2 separate regions of the Homo sapiens genome follow, and region 2 is linked to region 1. Evidence: chromatin loops called from intact Hi-C (ENCODE). Cell type or tissue: breast epithelium. All regions are shown on one strand. Each heading gives the region's core, and the rest is flanking DNA. Links, peaks and the distances in the headings are about the cores only.

Region 1 (8,967 bases), core at 405-8,404:
TATTTCAGGTGCAGCCCTGGAGGAAGCTCAAGCTCTGGTCCAGCTCCTCCCCGGAGACCGACTTATTTCAATCCCAACCCCCTCCCAGGCCCCATCCCAGCCCTGCCTTTCAGCCCCTCATGACCTTCCCCTGTGGCCTGTGCTGGAGCCCGTGCCTTACCTGTCACAAACACAGACAGCTGCTTAGTTTTGTAATTCAACTGTGATTTGTAACTCCATTTCATGCTTCCTCTCTCTAGCCGAAAGAAATATGACCCCTTATCCCTCTTCCTGGCGTCTCTGATGCTCAGGGAGCAGTCGTTGCTCCAAATGTCCCCAAGGAGTTGGAATCGGCCCTGGGTCTCTGCCTGCACTTCTCTGTCTGGGTTGTTTGTGGCCACTGGAGCGTCTTGGTATGGTCTGTCTCCTGCCCGGAACCAGTAGCCATGAACTGGGTCAGAGTCAGTCCAGCCATCCTGGGGGTAGGAGAAGGAGCAGGGCACATGGACACACAGGCCCTCCTGCACCGTCACCAGCTCCTGCACTTGCAGCAAGTAACCATCCCCATATTGTCTGTCTCCCTCCATCCCCTTTGTCCCCCAGAGCAGGGGCAGCAGCAGCAGCAGCAGCAGCATGTCTGGGTTTGAAGGCGCCAGGGCCGCCAGGGAACGTCTGTTCCTCAGGGTTCTTCTCTCAGAAACTGAGGTCTCAAGACTTAGGGGAGGTCCCGCAGGAGGTTGGGGGTGAAGTCAGAAAAGTGACCTCCTCAGAGGAGGAACTTCACACACAGACACTGTCAGGGCCGGGTCAGTCCTGGGAGATCCACTGTCCACCACCCCATTTCCACTCCTGGGAACCCTGAGGCCAGAGAGGGTGAGAAACTCATCCAGATTCCCACCCTATGCAGGGCCCAACCTCTTTCTTGCTTCCCGGACTTGCCCTTCCATTTGGGTAACATTTTCTGCAAGGTGAAATTGGGTCCCATCTGGCCAGACCCCTGAATCACCCCCGGGGCTGTCACTGTTTGTGGAGGTCATACCAGCCAAAGGTGGAACTCAGGGCCATGAGAGACTGGGGTGCAGGTGAGGTGAGCAGGCAGCCTCTCCTCCCTCTCTCAGCAGCAACGAAGTGGGCACCTCCTCTTTACACAACGAGGTCAACAGAGCAGAGCCAGACACTGTCCTCAAGGAGTCACTGTGCAGAGGGGAGACACGGAGGCTCCTGACGTCTGAGCTCCCCAGGACGGGAGCTTCAGTGGGGGGCACAGGCAAGGTGGGGTCGTTCTCCCCTAGGTCAGGGGTTCAGTCTCAGGAGGCCTGAGCAGAGGGACACGGGGCTGTGGAGGTGAGGATTCTGCATGTTGATACACACGAAGGACGGGGGGCGGGGGGAAGCCTGGCTCGCAGGAGGCCTGGGAAACTGAGGCTGTAACTGTTGTACTGTGGGGTTTGGAAGGGAGAAATGTCAGAAGGGAAAGGGTCAATTTGAAAAGGGCACACACTTCTCCCTTTGTTGCAGCTATCTGGGTATCAGAATGGGTTTCTTCACCACCCGTATCTTACTCAGCCACACTTCCCCTGGTTACTGCACAGCAGGCGGGGTCTGTCAGCCCTGGGGCTTTGCTCCTGCAGGCTCTGCTTCCAGGGGTCCAGGTGAACAGGTGTCATGGAACGAGGACACCAGCCCTGGGGTGTGCACCTTCAGCGATGGGCAGGATTTCTTGAGAGAAGAAATGTGCACCTGAATTCAACAGATGATGATGATGATGATGATGATGATGATGATTATTATTATTATTATTATTATTATTATTTGAGACGGAGTCTCTCTCTGTCGCCAGGCTGGAGTGCAGTGGCGCGATCCCGGCTCACTGCAACCTCTGACTCCCTGGTTCAAGCGATTCTCCTGCCTCAGCCTCCCAAGTAGCTAGGATTACAGGCATACGCCACCACATCCAGCTAATTTTTGTATTTTTAGTAGAGCCGGGGTTTCACCATGTCGACCAGGATGGTCTGGATCTCCTGACCTCATGATCCACCCACCTCAGCCTCCCAAAGTGCTGGGATTACAGGTGTGAGCCACCGTGCCTGGCCTCAACAGATTATTTTAAACTGTGTGGCTGGGGGCTGGGAAGAAGTTAAGGGGGATCCTGGGAGGCGGAGCCTCCTTAGACTCAGGTCAATTTTCTTGAAACATTTTTTGGGGGGTAAATATAAGAAATATAGATAAAAACAACCCCCAAAGAAGACCTCAGTGATTTACATACAACGAGCCCCCTCCTAGAAATGGCACATTGACAAAGTCCCCAGCGCTGCTCATTTGTTTCTCCTTCTTATTGGCCACACCCCACTCCCTCCCAAACGATCCCCTAGCCTCACTTTGGTGCAAATTGCCTCAATGCTTTTCTATATAGTTTTATTATCTGAGCAGGCTGCATTTACTAAGCTTTTGCACGTTTTTCTGAAGACTTTGTATACACAGAAAATCAAACTCTACTTTCTTCCACTCAGCTTCATGGATCTGCCCGTCTCCTATCTTCCCCTCATTACTTATAACCTGGAGTAGATCATTCGGCTGTGATAATTGAGAAGGGAAGGTGCAGGGCTTGGGTGTGCATAGCCGACTCCCACCCCCATCACCAATGCTTGCATTTGTAGCTGGTATCTCATTCTGCAGCCATTTCCCCCTCCTGGGCCTCCTATCCTTGCCCAGTAGAGACAGCTGCAGTATCTCAATAGTCAGAAGGGCCGAGCCATGGCACAGGTCTTTTCCATGGTCCCCAAGTGGTAATTGAAGCCTTCAGTGAAGACTCCTGTGCAGGCCTTGCTCTCCAGCAACTTAGCCAGGCTGGAACTACAATTCCCAGAATCCCCTTCCCTGTTTGCTTCCTGGACAAAGTTCACCACAAGGGAAGGGGGAAGTTGGAGCAGCAGCCCTGAGGGGTCCGTGTAGGGGCAGGAGCTGTTGCAGCTCTCACATATTGACGCTGACCACTGGCCCATCTCATAGGGAGACACGATAGCCGCTCACTTGTTCACCTGCTGGACGGCAAGGAGGGCGTGTGGGACACCACGGGCTATGCCTTAGGGAGCAGAGAATCATTGAATCCTGACATGGGGATTGGTGACCCACATGGACACAGGTGGCCCAGAGAGACACATACAGTGACAGGCAAGGGATCCATAAAATGGCATCCCAAATAGTTCTCTCATCCTAAGACGATGTCCCAGGGTCTCTTTGACCTGACAACTAGCGCCATTCACCTTTTCAGGGGAGACCCAGCTTCCCAGGGCAAAGGGAAGGACACAGCGCATCTCAGTACCCAGAATGCCCAATGCTTGGGTGTGTGTGTGTGTGTGTGTGTGTGTGTGTGTGTGTGTGTGATTGAGAGAGAGAGAGAGACAGAGAGAGAGAGACCCTGTGTGTGAGGGAGAGGGAGTGTCTGTGTGTACCTGTGTGTTTCTGTGTATGAGCTGAGCACTGCCTCCTTGGGCAGTGTGACAGTTAATTTGATGTGTCAGCTTCACTGCCCTGGGAACCCCCATTCGTGTGTCCTTTCATAACCTCATTCCTTACCCTTCACATGCACATAGAGCATTTCTGTAATTACATTCACATAGATCTCCCTTTTCTCCCTAAAGAGGTCTGTCCCTGCATCTCGCCTCTGTGTGTCTCTGACGTCCAGAAAGCAGGTGCTGGCCTGGGGTCTGAAGCAGGTGGAATTGGCTCTGGGTCTCCTCCTGCTCTTTTCCAACTAGATTGCTTCCAGCCACTTGAGGATCCTGATGGAAATGTCCCCTTTCTGGGACAGTAGCCTTGGACAGGGCTGGAGTCAGACAGGTACCCACAGGGGTGGAAGATGGAGCAGTGCGTAGTCACAGAAACCCTCCTGCACCTGCACCAACTCTGGGGCTTCCTGCCGGGATCTCATATCCTGAGCCAGATCCCCTGTGGGGAAATGAGGGTCAGCCCAGCCCAGCCCCATGGTTCCTCTCCCTGAGGCCCATTCTCCTGCCCACAGCAGGGGCAGCAGCTATTGCAGCGTGAGCTTCTTTAGGGTGAGCCTTGGTGTCGCAGGGCCCTAGAAGGGCCCCACAGGAAGCCTGGGGGTAAGATCAGAAAAATAACTGACCACAAAAGAGGACCTTGGCCCCGACACTGCCAGAGCTGTCAGGGCTCCTGGGGAGTGGCCATTTCTACTCTCCGGATGGGTCTTCAGTGTGGGCCACACACAGCAGGGAGGCCCCGACCCACAGCTGCAGGCTCTCTGCCCACAGCCTTTCCCTCCCACAGCACTGTCCACACCAGGGAAGCAGGCACTGCCTGTCCATTACAGCTTCTAGGTGCTCGGGAGGGTCAGTCCTGCCAGAGCTGGGACTCAGGAGGGGCTGGCGGAGGAACCACGAGGCATGAGAGATGGGGAGGGGTCCCCCGAGGCGGGAGAGGTGATGTTTAATGAATGAGCACAATCACCACATCAGGAGCATCTCCTCCTTTCAGGGGGATGGAGGCAAAGGGGAGAGTGTGACAGACTCTGTCTCCTTCCTTGGGAAGTTCCCTAATGAACGAGGGGGCAGAGGAGCCCTGGGCCACCCCAGCTCCTGTTAGTAAGGGCTGTGATGCTTGAAACACAGGCAGGGCTTGTGGAACCCCGAGGGCCCTGTGCAGCTAGAAGGTGCGGTCTCAGGTATACTCGGGCAGAGTGGACGGGACCAGGACTCTGAGGTGCTGTGAGCATGCGGCCCCACAGGTGGTCCCCAGCCTTCCTAACCTTCTCAGTGCCCCCTGCCCAGCATGCCTGGTGGTGACTGCACAGCCGAGGCCCTGTGAGCCCAGCATGGGGAGCAAGGCTGAGCCCAAGATGCTAGGGGAGGCCCTGGCTCTGGAGTGTGAGGGTCCTGGGCCCTCTCCCTCCAAGTCTCAGTCTCCTCATCTGTCCCCTGGAGGGATCACAGCACCCACCCCTCAGCCTGAGGGAGAACCCAGCTCGAGGAGGCGACGTTCTCTGCAGACTCAGGCATGGCCAACATGCTCTGTGTCCCTGGGCAGGCCCGAAGCATCCACGTGTCTGGCCCTAACCATTCTCAGGGGTCACTCGGAGTCCTGCCCTCAGTAAGGAGCTCCTGGTGGTCCACACTGCTCTGGGGCTTCCTCAGCTGAGGCCTCACAGAGAGAGTTCAGGGGTACAGGCTCTGTAGCTGGATGGCTGCTGGCTTGAGCTGGGCTCTGTAAAACCCACGGTGCTGTCTTGGGAGGGGGCTTACCTGCACTGTGCATCGTCGGATGTCAACACTTACGGGGTGTCAGGGATGAACTGTGTCCCCTACAAATTCCTATGCTGAAGTCCTAACCCCCAGCACCTCAGAAAGTGACCATATTTGGAGACGAGGACTTATAAAAAGGTGACTAAGTTAAAATGAAGTTGTTAGCTCTCATCCTACATGAGCTGTGTCTTTATTAGAAGGGGTGATTAGGGGTGGAGTGTGGTGGCTCAGGCCTGTAATCCCAGCACTTCCGGAGACCGACACGGGCAGATGACTTGAGGTCAGGAGTTGGAGACCAGCTTGACCAGCATGGTGAAACCCCGTCTCTACTAAAAATACAAAAATTATCCAGACGTGGTGGCATGTGCCTGTAATCCCAGCTACTCCAGATGCTGAGGCGGAAGAATTGCTTGAACCCGGGAGACGGTGGCTGCCGTGAGCCAAAATGGTGCCACTGCACTCCAGCCTGGGCGACAGAGTGAGGCTCTGTCTCAAAAAAAAAAAAAAAAAAAAAAAAAAGGTGTGATTAGGACAGCGACATACTCGGGAGAAAGACCACGTGGGACACAGGGAGAAGATGCCACCCGCAAGCCACCGAGAGGCCTCAGAAGGAAGCAACGCTGACCACAGCTTGGTCTCAGACTTCCAGCCTCCAGAAGGGTGGGAAAACAAAGGCGTTGGTGAAGCCACTCGGTCTGTGTTCCTTTCTCAAGGCGGCCCTGGCAAGAGAGTCCATGGAGTGGTCGAGAGGATTCGATGTGTTCCTGTGAGCACAGCCCGGTGTGGACCGCGGTGGATGCAGAGTCCCACAGGGGTCTGGGACAGCCTGTAACATGGGATGCTCAGAGGATGGAAGGAGAAAAGGGAAGGGAAGGGCTCCTCACCAGAGGAAACCTGTGCTGCTGCCGCCCTGTCTCTGACATCTGCAGGGCTGCCCCCTCCACCCACACTCTCCCTCCCTCCCCAGGACCGGGCAGGGCTCTCAGCCGCAGCCCCTCGCTGCCCCTGCACCCTGGGCAGTTGCCTCCCATCTATGGGGCGGAGCCGCCTGGGCGTCTGGGCTGGGCGAGGCGGAGCCTGGAGGGGCACCGGCCACGGGCAGGGGAGACAGAGGCGGGCACAGCCTGGCGGGGTCCGGGCTGAGCCAGCGGGGAGGACGGGGCTGTGGGAGCCCAGCGGAGAGGGTGAGGATCCGCGGGCAGGTGGGACAGGTGAGCTGGGAGGTGAGAGATGGGCAGGGCTGCCTGAAAGGCAAGTTCATCCCAGAGCAGCGAGCAGGGCGCAGCCAAAGGCCGTGGGGGAAACAGCGGCGAGAAAAAAACGGCCAAAATTCTGCCCGCAGTGCGCCTGTATCCTAGTGCGGCGGCCACAAAAATATTGTTGAGTAGCAAGAAGTGTTTCGAAAGTGTGCAGTGGGTAAAGTGTGAGAAAATAAAGCCGATTTCATCGAGAAAAAGAGAGACAGAGAGAGAAAGGGCCCATATCAACCCAAAGTCATTACTCTTCATCACGATTATATTGCATTTTTCCCATCTACTACAGCGTTAACTTCATATAAACTTTATGAAGACATACCTTACGTATAATAAAAAGCACACATTGTAAGCATACAGTTAAATTAGTTTTGGCAAATGTAAACACCCTGTAACTATGTCCTCAATCAAGATAGGGAATCTTTTTTTCATCCCTCCAAGCTTTCTTATTTTCTTTCTTTTCTTTTTTTTTTTTTTTTTTTTTTTGAGACGGAGTCTCGCTCTGTCGCCCAGGCTGGAGTGCAGTGGCGCGATCTCGGCTCACTGCCAGCTCTGCCTCCCGGGTTCACGCCATTCTCCTGCCTCAGCCTCCCGAGTAGCTGGGACTACAGGCGCCCGCCACCACGCCTGGCTAATTTTTGTATTTTTTAGTAGAGACGGGGTTTCACCTTGTTAGCCAGGATGGTCTCGATCTCCTGACCTCGTGATCCACCCGCCTCGGCCTCCCAAAGTGGTGGGATTACAGGCGTGAGCCACCGCGCCTGGCGCTTTCTTATTTTCTATCCCAGTCAGTGTTTCACTTGCAGCCATCACTTACGTGATTCTCATCACTATCTATTAGTTTTTTCTATTCTGGAGCTTCATATAAATTGACTCACACAATATTTATGTATCTGGCTTCTATCAGTTTGTTAAAGACGTGTATACGTTAAATGTATATGCACCCAATAACAGAGCATCGTTTATCAAAATGTCAAGTATCTTACCTGACTATAGTTGAAAACAACTCAAAACCAGTAACAAGAGGAACATTAGAAACTACACAAATATATTAAAATTAAACGACATGCTTCTGAACAACCAATGAGTGAAGAACAAAGCTAAAATTGAAATTTAAAAATTCATTGAACAAATTAAAATAGAAACACAACATGCCAAAAACTATAGGACAGAGAAAATTAAGTATTAAGAGGTAAGTTTATAGCAATAAATGTTTACAGGAAAGACTAGAAAGATTTCAAATAAACAACAATGCATCTCAAGAAACTAGAAAAGCAAGAACAAAGCAAACCCAAAATTAGTAGAAAAAAAGAAATAATAGGGCCGGGCGCGGTGGCTCATGCCTGTAATCCCAGCACTTTGGGAGGCTGAGGAGGGTAGATCACCTGAGGTCGGGAGTTTGAGACCAGCCTGACCAACTTGGAGAAACCCCACCTCTACTAAAAATACAGAATTAGCTGGGTGTGGTGGCGCATACCTGTAATCCCAACTACTCGGGAGACTGAGGCAGGAGAATTGCTTAAACCCAGGAGGCAGAGGTTGCGGTGAGCCAAGATTGCACCATGACACTTTAGCCTGGGCAACAAGAGCAAAACTCTGTCTCACAAAAAAAAAAAAAAAGAAAAGAAAGAAAGAAATAATAAAGAACAGAGCACAAATCAAATTGAGACAAAATAATACAAAAGATCAACAAAACACGAAGTTGGATTTTTTAAAAGGTAAACAAAACCAACAAGCCATCAGCTAGAGTAACTAGGAAAAAAAGAGGGAAGACGAAAATAAATAAAATCAGAAATGAAAAAGATGTCACAACGGATACCACAGAAATACAAAAGATCATGAAAGAATATATGAACTATATGCCAATAAATTTGAAGACCTAGAAGAAACTGATAAATTCCTCGACATATAGAATCTGCTAAGATTGAAACAGGAAGAAACAGAAAACCTGAACATATCAATGACATGCAACAAGATTGAATCAGTAATAAACCTCCCAACAAAGAAAGAACAGGACTAGATGGCTTCCCTGCTGATTTCTAGTGAACATTTAAAGAATTAACATAAATTCTTCTCAAAATGTTCAAGAAAAATTGAAGCAGAGGGAACTTGTCCTATATCCTTCTGTGAGGCCAGCATAATCCTGATACCAAAAATAGACAAGGACACAACACAAAAGAAAAACTACGGGCAAATAACCCTGATAAATATAGACATAGAAATCTCCAAAAAAATACTAACAAACCAAATCCAGCAAAACACCAAAAAGATAATGTACCATAATCAAATGGGATTTATCCCAGGAATGTTAAGGATGGTTCAACATATGTAAATCAATAAACATGATACATTATGTCAACAGAATGAAGGACGAAACCTATAAGATCATCTCAATTGTTGTAGAAAATGGGTCTGATAAAATTCAACATTCTTTCATGATAAAATCTCTCAATAAATTAGTTATGAAAGTA
Region 2 (8,967 bases), core at 754-8,753, 63 kb before region 1:
ATTGGCCAGAGAACTCGCGCCGCTTTTGAATCCCCACCCTGCGGACCCCGCGCGCCTCGCCTTCTCCCTCTGGTTGGCGAGCGCCTTTCTGCGCCTTCAGGCATTTTTGCTGAGGCTTTTGTCTGCGCATGTGCGGGTAGGTTCCGGTAGCATCCGGGAGACCCGGCCCAGGCCTGGAGATGCTGAGCGGAGCTTGGAGGGAGAGAGGGGACTGGGTTGTTGAGGGGAGAATCCCTCTCGGCATCTCCTTGGCCCACTGGGGAGCCCCATTGCCCCATCCACCGCTTAGAACCAGACCCTTCCTTTCACTCTCCACTCCCTATCCCTACCGGCTTTAGACCTTCAAAGTTCCAAGATTCGACCTTCGGGGTCTCCCCATTTCGTAGGGGCTTACAGATTTCCTAAAATCCCCCTCCTCCCCGAACCCCCTTCCGTCCCTGGAGATTCTGGGGTCCCTGCTCTTTCCCATTCATTCCACCCCATCTACTTGGGACCCTTCCAAGGGCAAGGGGGGCCTCTCAGTGCCTCTCCTACCCTCATGTCCTTTCTCCTCTTTTAGGTCCAGGAGGTCATCTTTGCCTCCCTTCCTTGAAATCTCCCCAGATTTAGAGGCCCTCACCCAGCTTCTCCCCTCTCAGCCCTGTCGAGGTGTCAAGGTTCGGGGATCACCTTTGTTGTTGTTATTGTCGAGGCGTCAAGGTTCGGGTGTCACCTTTGTTGTTGTGTGTTTTTTTTTTTTTGAAACTGAGTCTCGCTCTGTCGCCCAGGCTGGAGTGCAGTGATGCGATCTCGGCTCACTGCAACCTCCGCCTCCCGAGTTCAAGCGAGCCTCCTGCCTCAGCCTCCCGAGTAGCTGGGATTACAGGTGCCTGCCACCAGGACTGGCTAATTATTGTATTTTCAGTAGAGACGGGGTTTCACCACGTTGGCCAGGCTGGTCTCAAACTCCTGACCTCAAGTGATCCACCCGCCTTGGCCTCCCAAATTGCTGGGATTACAGGCGTGAACCACAGCGCCCGGCCTAAGCCCTAGCTGTTCATTGCCACAATGAGAGGAAGTACAGGAAGGTGTTGAGATCATGGGCGTGGAGTCCAACTGACATGCTTGACTGATGTCACATACTGCTCTGCCCCTGAAAAGCTGAGTCACCTTGGGTAATTTGCTTAGCCTCTCTGAGCTTCAGTTTCACTCGGGAGCTGGCCAAGAACACTTGTCTCAGAGTTGCTATGACATTCGAACATGGCAGTGTACGTAAAGGGCTCGGCATGGAGCTTGTTCTCATTAAGCCCCATGGCACGTGGGCATCTATGCTTTTTTTTTTTTTTTTTTTGTAGAAAAAAGTTTATTTGCTGGTTATTGTTTGATCCTTGAAATACAATTCCTCACTGGTGATACTAGTATAAAATGGTGGTTATGAATCCATGCTAGCCCAACGAAAACTAATTTAACAAATTGGTAAAAAAAAAAAAAGAAGTCGTTTTTGAATCTCTATTAAGATTTGAACTAATACATAAGCAAATCTGTGCTAAAACTGGAACTGCTGGGCCAGGCGCGGTGGCTCACGCCTGTAATCCCAGCACTTTGGAAGGCCAAGGTGGGTGGATCACGAGGTCAGGAGTTCGAGACCAGCCTCACCAACATGGTGAAACCCCGTCTCTACTAAAAATCAGCTACTGGGGAGGCTGAGGCAGGATAATCACTTGAACCCAAGAGGCGGAGGTTGCAGTGAGCTGAGATCGCGCCATTGCACTCCAGCCAGGGGGACAGAGCAAGACTCCATCTCAAAACAAAACAAAACAAAAAACTGGAACTGCCTTCTCACACTACATATAATTTGCCTTCCAGCTTCAACCATCTGATGTTGAAATCTAAAGCACTCTCATGAGTTAAATGTCCCTGACAAACCATGTAGATGGACAAACCAGATTGGTGGTCTTTAACTGCTGGTGATAGAAAAAGGCTGCAGTTTAGTACTTAAACCTGCAGTTAGTGGTCAACTTTCCATCTAGGTAGAGTAACTAAGGAGAGCTGTGAAATATCAAAAGAAAACTAGAGGCCAGGACAAAGAGGCAATGTCAGTCAAGCCACTGCAAGCTGGTATGCACCCTTGTATTTCAGCCAAAGGCAGGCAATCCAAAATTACAGATTGCTTTCCTTAACTTGACCAAACAGTGCATTTTACCTCTGAAAGTCTTGTCAAGGGTTGCATTTCATTGTACCTAGTAAAACACAAAGTCCACTCTCATAAAAATATTATATTTTCCAGAAGAAATATTATATGTAATACACTGAAAATCACTGATTGCTTTTGCTTCTTTTTTTCCGTGAATGTGTAGGTGTTTGAGTCTCTTGTGTTTCTTATTTTACATAGGATATGGGCTGTTTGAAAACTATTTCATTAGCTTCATCATCGTCATTCATTTCAGCCATTTCAGATTTTCGTCTCTCCAAAAATGTTGGTGTACAAACTGGTGTGAGGCCCTGGATATCCACAGTCTTCTCAGGAGTGTCAAGAGTGCCTAAAACCTTTTTCTTCTTCTTATGTAAAAGATGGCCTTTTGTAGACGTCTGACAATTAGTTTTTGAAATACTTTCTGTTTTCTGGAAAATCAAAGAAGGAAGAAGGAAAATCATAATCAATTCCTTTTTTTTTTTTTTTTTTTTTGAGATTGAGTCTTGATCTATCGCCTAGGCTGGAGTGCAGTGGCCCAATCTCGGCTTACTGCAACCTCTACCTCCCAGGTTCAAACAGTTATCCTGCCTCAGTCTTCCAAGTAGCTGGGATTACAGGTGCCTGCCACCATGGCTGGCTAATTTATGTATTTTTAGTAGAGATGGGGTTTCACCATGTTGGCCAGGCTGGTCTCGAACTCCTGACTGTTGGGGTGATCAGACCCAACACTAGACTGTGGGGGCTATGAAGTCCGGCGGAGTCAAAGGAATGAGAAAAGACAAGAGTGCATAAGATGGGTCCAGGGGACCAATGCTAGTATGGAGGCTGCGAAGGCCGCAAGCTCTGGAAGCCCGCACTGTTTATTGGTGATCAAACAAAGAAGCAGGTAGTGAGGATGTGGGGGTTGAAAGAAAGTGGTGCATCAAGCGCATGATTTACAGCTGTGACAGTTTAGCATTTTCTTTGACGCATATGGAACATGTTCTGCTACTTGAGATAATGGGAAACATGTTCTTCTAGTTTAAGATACACTTGATCTATGAGCCTGGGAATGCTAGAAGCAAGGAGCCGGCAAGTCTAGACACATTCCAGAGGCCACGAGGGGTTTCATGCTCTGAGCCCTGGATTCCATCCAAGCCATGAGGGGTTTTATGCCCTGGGCTTAGATTACGGTGCCGCAGGGCAGCCTTCCACCCTTTAGCACAGAGCTTGGTGTTCCAAAGACCACAAGGGCTTTTAGACCCTGGACCCCGGCATGTTCCAAGACTCTTTATATTATGTCAGACTAGCAAGCCCTGCCTCAGCTTTTTTCTCACTACTTAGCTTTTCTCCAACATGACCCCCTTTTCTTTTTTGTAAAACCACCACAGCTATCATTGCTTGTTCTCGATGGTGGCTTTCTCTCCAGAGGTGGCTTCCGCATCTGCAGACTAAAAGGAGACAGCACAAGCACATAATTATTAGAACAGGATTTCCAAGTGTAGAGTTTTCAATGGCCTTAATCCGTTTAAGAGGATTGATTGCAGACAACCCATTGGCTGTCTTGTTCAAATTATCAGTTCCAGGGAGCAGGGCTAAGTGAGTCTGAGAGGCTTCAAAATCCTGCTCTTTTAGTTTTACAATTTAGAGGGTGAGATTTTCCTCTCTACCCTCTAGATGGCGTTTAACCTTCTTCCATCAGTGTTCTGTCTCATTGTAACTGAGGAGTAACACAAAAGTCAGATGTATTCCAGTCACATTGCATTTGAATTCTACTTTCTAAATTCATAATACGATCTCCCATCCAAATCTCTGTCTGACGGAGATCATTAATTTGGTTAACTATTTTTTTTTTATCTATTTGAGCTTGGGAGTTCCATAATTTTGTGGAATTCTTTTGCCACTTATTGACAAATTCAGCAGTTTTCACAGATGAATGTACAGCCACACCGGCTATTGCAGCGGTAGTAGTAACAGCAATGAGGCCAATTATAGCAAAGAAAAGAGCAACTATAAATCTTTGGGATAAGAGTTTTTTAAGGATTTAGTTACAATACGAATGGATGATGATGCCTCCCATGGTCTATTTAGAGACACATAGGGATCCAAACTCCTTCTCTGGCTTTAATTATCAGGATAGTCTGATTTTTATTAAAAGTTGGTAACATTTCCTGTTGCTAGCATAAAAGATGGCCGAACACAGCTTTGAATCCAAAAGGTCCTGTTGGAAAGAAAAGAGAGAGCATATTTATTTTTACCTCCCTCCCCTCTATACCTTTTATATGTACCCTCCCAACTTTTGATTGAACTTTCAGCCATAGCTAATTTCCATAATTCAGAATGTTCCTGTCTTATGGCAGGAGATATCATTTTTGGACTAGGGGCAACAATGCCAGCAGGACTCTATATGATAGGGGCATTAGCTTCCGTCCGAACATACTGTGTATGATTCCTTTGCCAGCGATTCCTCTGGTTTACTACATTTGTTCTACAAGAAGGCCTTCCGGTGCAATTTTCCTTAAAGATCCCCTTAGGGGACTAATCAATGGTGATTCCATAGGAATTATTTTGTAGCACCTCAGCCTTACTTGCTATACAATCTTCCCAAGTTCAAGCATCCACACCTTCAAACCAAACTTTGCTTCGCTCACATTCACGCTTATTAGGATGGAACTTCAGGGTTTTAGGATTGGAATAATTATATTTTAAACTACTCCCCCAAATCATATGCAAAGCAGCCTGTGATTTATTTTTTCCGGGGACTACTGCCAACCAAGCTTGTGTGTCAATCTGTAAGCATCCAACAACAGGTCCCAGGCATATGGGGGATATTTATATCCTATAGATATATTCATTTTATCATCCCTTCCTCATTAGGATGCATTGGCCCTTATTCAGAATGGAGTCGTTCTGGTTTGAATGCTTCTTACATATTTCCACTTTCCCTTTTACAAGAGGATCCTTAATCCTAAGGCTTGCAGAAGGATGAAGGTCCGTCTTCTGCAACTTCTTCATGCTGAATAGGGGTGATGATATTCCTGCCTAACTATTAGGGTCTCTTGTATTCAGGTAGAGAGGAGCTCAGTCAGAAAGCATTGGTCCGTTAAGCATCTATTGTACCTCTGAATCCCAGCAAAAGGTACAACCTTGGTGTTCCAGCAGTTTTTCAGCTTCCTGTGTGGTTTTTCTTGATCTGTCCCCATGTTATGGGGGTGGATGTCAGCATGACTCCGGTCGGTCCTCGTTCCGTCTTCGCATTCAGACTCAACTGGCTCATGGCTTGTACTGGGGGAACCAGGTCCACGGTTGGGATCCATGGATCTCTCCAGTCTCCCATTCCATGGTCGTACACATCTTGAGGGCATCCGCACGGTTTGTTCATCTCCTGCAAAAACACAAGCATACCCTCAAAGCCATGTTAGTAAATCTAGCGAAACAGAAGCAAAAACTTTTGTGGCTGTAGCCGGGAGGCATGCCATTGCTGAAGCATTTGTTCTACAAGCTGTAACTCAGCTTCTGCCTCTGTGGTTAATTACCATGGGGTAAAACTTTCCACTGATAATGAGAAACAGGCCCCTTCTAACAGAAGGCACAGAAAAAGCAAATCGAGGCTTATCCTTCTTGTGCAACAGTATAGCAGAAAAGCAATCCTTAAGCCTTCAATTTGCACTGTACAGGTGGGTCCACTAGATGCTGTAACTGATGATACATCTTCGGATGTTTGGTGGGCACCACACAGGCACCTGACTGTCACCTGGAGAGACACAAGCAAATCCTCTTCCCCATATAATTATCTTTCCTTTTTCTCAGCTCTTTGTATGTGCTTCCCTCCACCATATATCTTGTCCAGACTTTTTATTTTCCTTTTCTACATTCCTTTTTTGTGTGTCCAAATTGCCCACAATTAAAGCAAGAGCCTGAGAAACGGGGCACATTCCTTCCTACTTTCAATCCAGCCATAGCCTGAGCTAAAAGAGGAGCCCTATGCAAGGTATCTCCAATGCCATCGCAAGCCCCAGTATATTCAGCCAAATGAGCCTTCCCTCTCATAGGTCTGATGGCAGTTTGACACTCTGCATCAGCATTTTCATATGCAGGAAGCTGTATTACAACATCCTGAGCTGTTTTATCAGTTATGGCTTTATACACAGCCTCTTGGAGCCAAGCAATAAAATCAATATATGGTTCTTTAGGTCCCTGTCGGACGAGCTGAAAGAAGGATATTTTTCCGCTGTAACATTTATCCTTTCCCATGCCCGTAAGCATGCAGGGCACAGCTGAACAATGGCAACATCCTCCATTACTGCTTGATTTTCTAATCTACCCCAGTTGGGGCCAACTCCCATGAACTGTTCAAAGGAAACAGGCACAGGTGGCTGCGCTTGTGTGTTTTCCCTTGCCTGAGTTTGAGCTTCATCAGCCCACCAAGTTTTAAACTGTAAATACTGAGACGGAGTGAGAACAGATTTTGGTAAAGTATCCCAATTATACGGTATTAACCTAGTATCAAGAGCCACATTTTTTAACAAAGTTTGCACAAAAGGAAAGTTCGGTCCATATTGAGTAATGGCTTACTTAAATTCCTTTAATAACTTAAAAGGAAAAGTGGCCCAATTAGTTATATTCTGTCCTCCTTGCTGGATTATAGTAACTGGAAATTGCCATGCTTCAAGGTCTTCCTCAGTTCTAGCTTTTTTTTTTTTTTTTTTTAACAGAGTCTCGCTCTGTTGCTCAGGCTACAGTCCAGTGGTGCGATCTCGGCTCATTGCAACCTCTGCCTCCCGGGTTCAAGCGATTCTCCTGCCTCAGCCTCCCGAATAGCTGGGACTACAGGCGCACACCACCACGCCCGGCTAATTTTTGTGTGTCTTTAGTAGAGATGGGGTTTCACCGTGTTAGCCAGGATGGTCTTGATCTCCTGACCTCGTGATCCGCCCACCTCGGCCTCCCAAAGTGCTGGGATTACAGGCGTGAGCCACTGCGCCCGGCTTGCTCTAGCTTTTTGAATAGAATTTTGCATAGCACCACCAATTGCTCCAGGTTTTAATGTTGCAACTACAGGAGCAGAAAATTTTATAGCTAATTCACTTTCTCGCCCATTAAGGGGAAAGGGAGGAGGTGGCCATTCACTTAATTCAGCAGGTAGAGCCGATGGGCTAGTAAAATATACTTTTTTCGGTTTCCCCTTTTTTAACCTCTTCTCTTTTTTGCTCCTTGCATTCAGAATCTGAAGTTAGTTTTTTACACTCGTCCTCCTCTTCCTCATCTGAATCTCCCTCATCATCTGTTTGAAAGGGCTCAAGGGCTGCCTTTATTAGTGCCCACATTGACCAAACGGAAACTGGAATTTTTGCTCCCTCTTTATACGCCTTTTTAAAATCTCTGCCAGTTCTCTCCCATTCATCCAACTCCATAGTCCCTTGTTCTGGAAACCATGGGCAAAACTGCTTTACTGTACTAAAGAGTGATAACAAATTTTGAGTACTAACTTTCACTGCCCCTTTTTGTAATAAATGCCTTAAGAAATTCAGATAAGCAGAATGTTCGCTTTCACTTTGTCTGATTGTTACCCTGGTTCTTCTGAGCACTCAGCTTTCCCACCGAGCTTCTTTCAGTCATCCTCGGGTGTCCTCTGATGATACTTCCTCCACTTTCATGTCCTCTAGCGTTCCTTCACCGGGATCTTCATTGTCCCATGTTGGGCGCCAGGAATGCTGGGGTGATCAGACCCAGCACCAGGCCATGGGGGCTACAAAGTCTGGCAGAGTCAAAGGAATGAGAAAAGACAAGTTAAAAGTGCATAAGGTGGGTCCAGGGGTCCAACACTAGTATGGAGGCTGCGAAGGCCCCGAGCTCTGGAAGCCCGTACTGTTTATTGGTGATCAAACAAAGAGGCAGGTGGTGAGGATGTGGGGGTTGAAAGAAAGCACTGCATCAAGTGCATGATTTACAGCTGTGACAGTTTAGCATTTTCTTTGAAGCATATGGAACATTTTCTGCTACTTGAGATAATGGGAAACATGTTCTTCTAGTTTAAGATACAATTGATCTATGAGCCTGGGAATGCTAGAAACAAGGAGCCGGCAAGTCTAGACACATTCCAGAGGCCATGAGGGGTTCCATGCTCTGAGCCCTGGATTCCATCCAAGCCACGAGGGGTTTTATGCCCTGGGCTTAGATTATGGTGCCACAGGGCAGCCTTCCACCCTTTAGCACAGAGCTTGGTGTTCCAAAGGCCATGAGAGGTTTTAGACCCTGGACCCCAGACATGTTCCAAGACTCTTTTACATTATGTCAGACATGCAAGCCCTGCCTCAGCTTTTTTCCCAACACTCAGCTTTTCCCCAATACCTGACCTCAGGTGATCCACCCACCTTGGCCTCCCAAAGTGCTGGGATTACGGGCGTGAGCCACCGTGCCCAGCCAGCTAATTTCTTCCTGAGTAATCTTTATTTCTTTTTAAATCACTCCTCATCTGTAGCTTTTGTGTTAGTGTCCGATTCTGATTATACCATTTCGCTGATGGATTTGATGGCTGCTTAAATGGAATATTCCAGTGTTTAAAGAGTTCTTTATGTACTTTTCCAGGTGGCATAAAATGACACTCCAAGAGTCTTTCACCAAACAGGTAGTTGTTCATTGTTTCAGCAACTATCTTGGCAACATCCTCAGACTCAAACTCCACAAATGCATAGCCTTTGCCATTTCCAGTCATTTTACTTCTGGACAGTCTGAACTGTGTCACAGTGCCAAACTGGGAGAAATATGAAAAGATCTGGGTTTCGTTAAGTAGGGTTGTTCTTGTTTTTTTTGCT

What was found. Hi-C counts contacts between places; a loop is a spot of excess contacts. Peaks named below come from ENCODE experiments on the same cell type or tissue, not always from the same donor. Only the 100,000 strongest peaks of a DNase experiment are listed, where the experiment ranks them.
Region 2: a loop joins it to region 1, with 20 times the contacts of the local background. A loop is called at or near these places in 3 of 110 quality-filtered maps.

What each region holds. Positions count from the first base shown.
Region 1 is chr19:51,457,774-51,466,740 of GRCh38, forward strand. SIGLEC8 (sialic acid binding Ig like lectin 8) reads right to left here and starts at 681. Exons shown (of 7, transcript NM_014442.3): 1 at 161-681. The coding sequence starts at 614. It also overlaps the pseudogene SIGLEC25P. RefSeq lists an enhancer at 5,444-6,192. In breast epithelium, for the core only: no CTCF peak of the experiment used is centred there; a DNase peak (open chromatin) is centred at 4,093; H3K4me3 peaks cover 468 bases; H3K27me3 peaks cover 4,783 bases.
Region 2 is chr19:51,394,460-51,403,426 of GRCh38, forward strand. It overlaps the pseudogene NIFKP6. Among named protein-coding and RNA genes, the nearest start is that of C19orf84, 8.4 kb to the left of the region's middle. RefSeq lists a silencer at 1-114 and an enhancer at 1,055-1,264. In breast epithelium, for the core only: a CTCF peak has its summit at 3,842; a DNase peak (open chromatin) is centred at 1,080.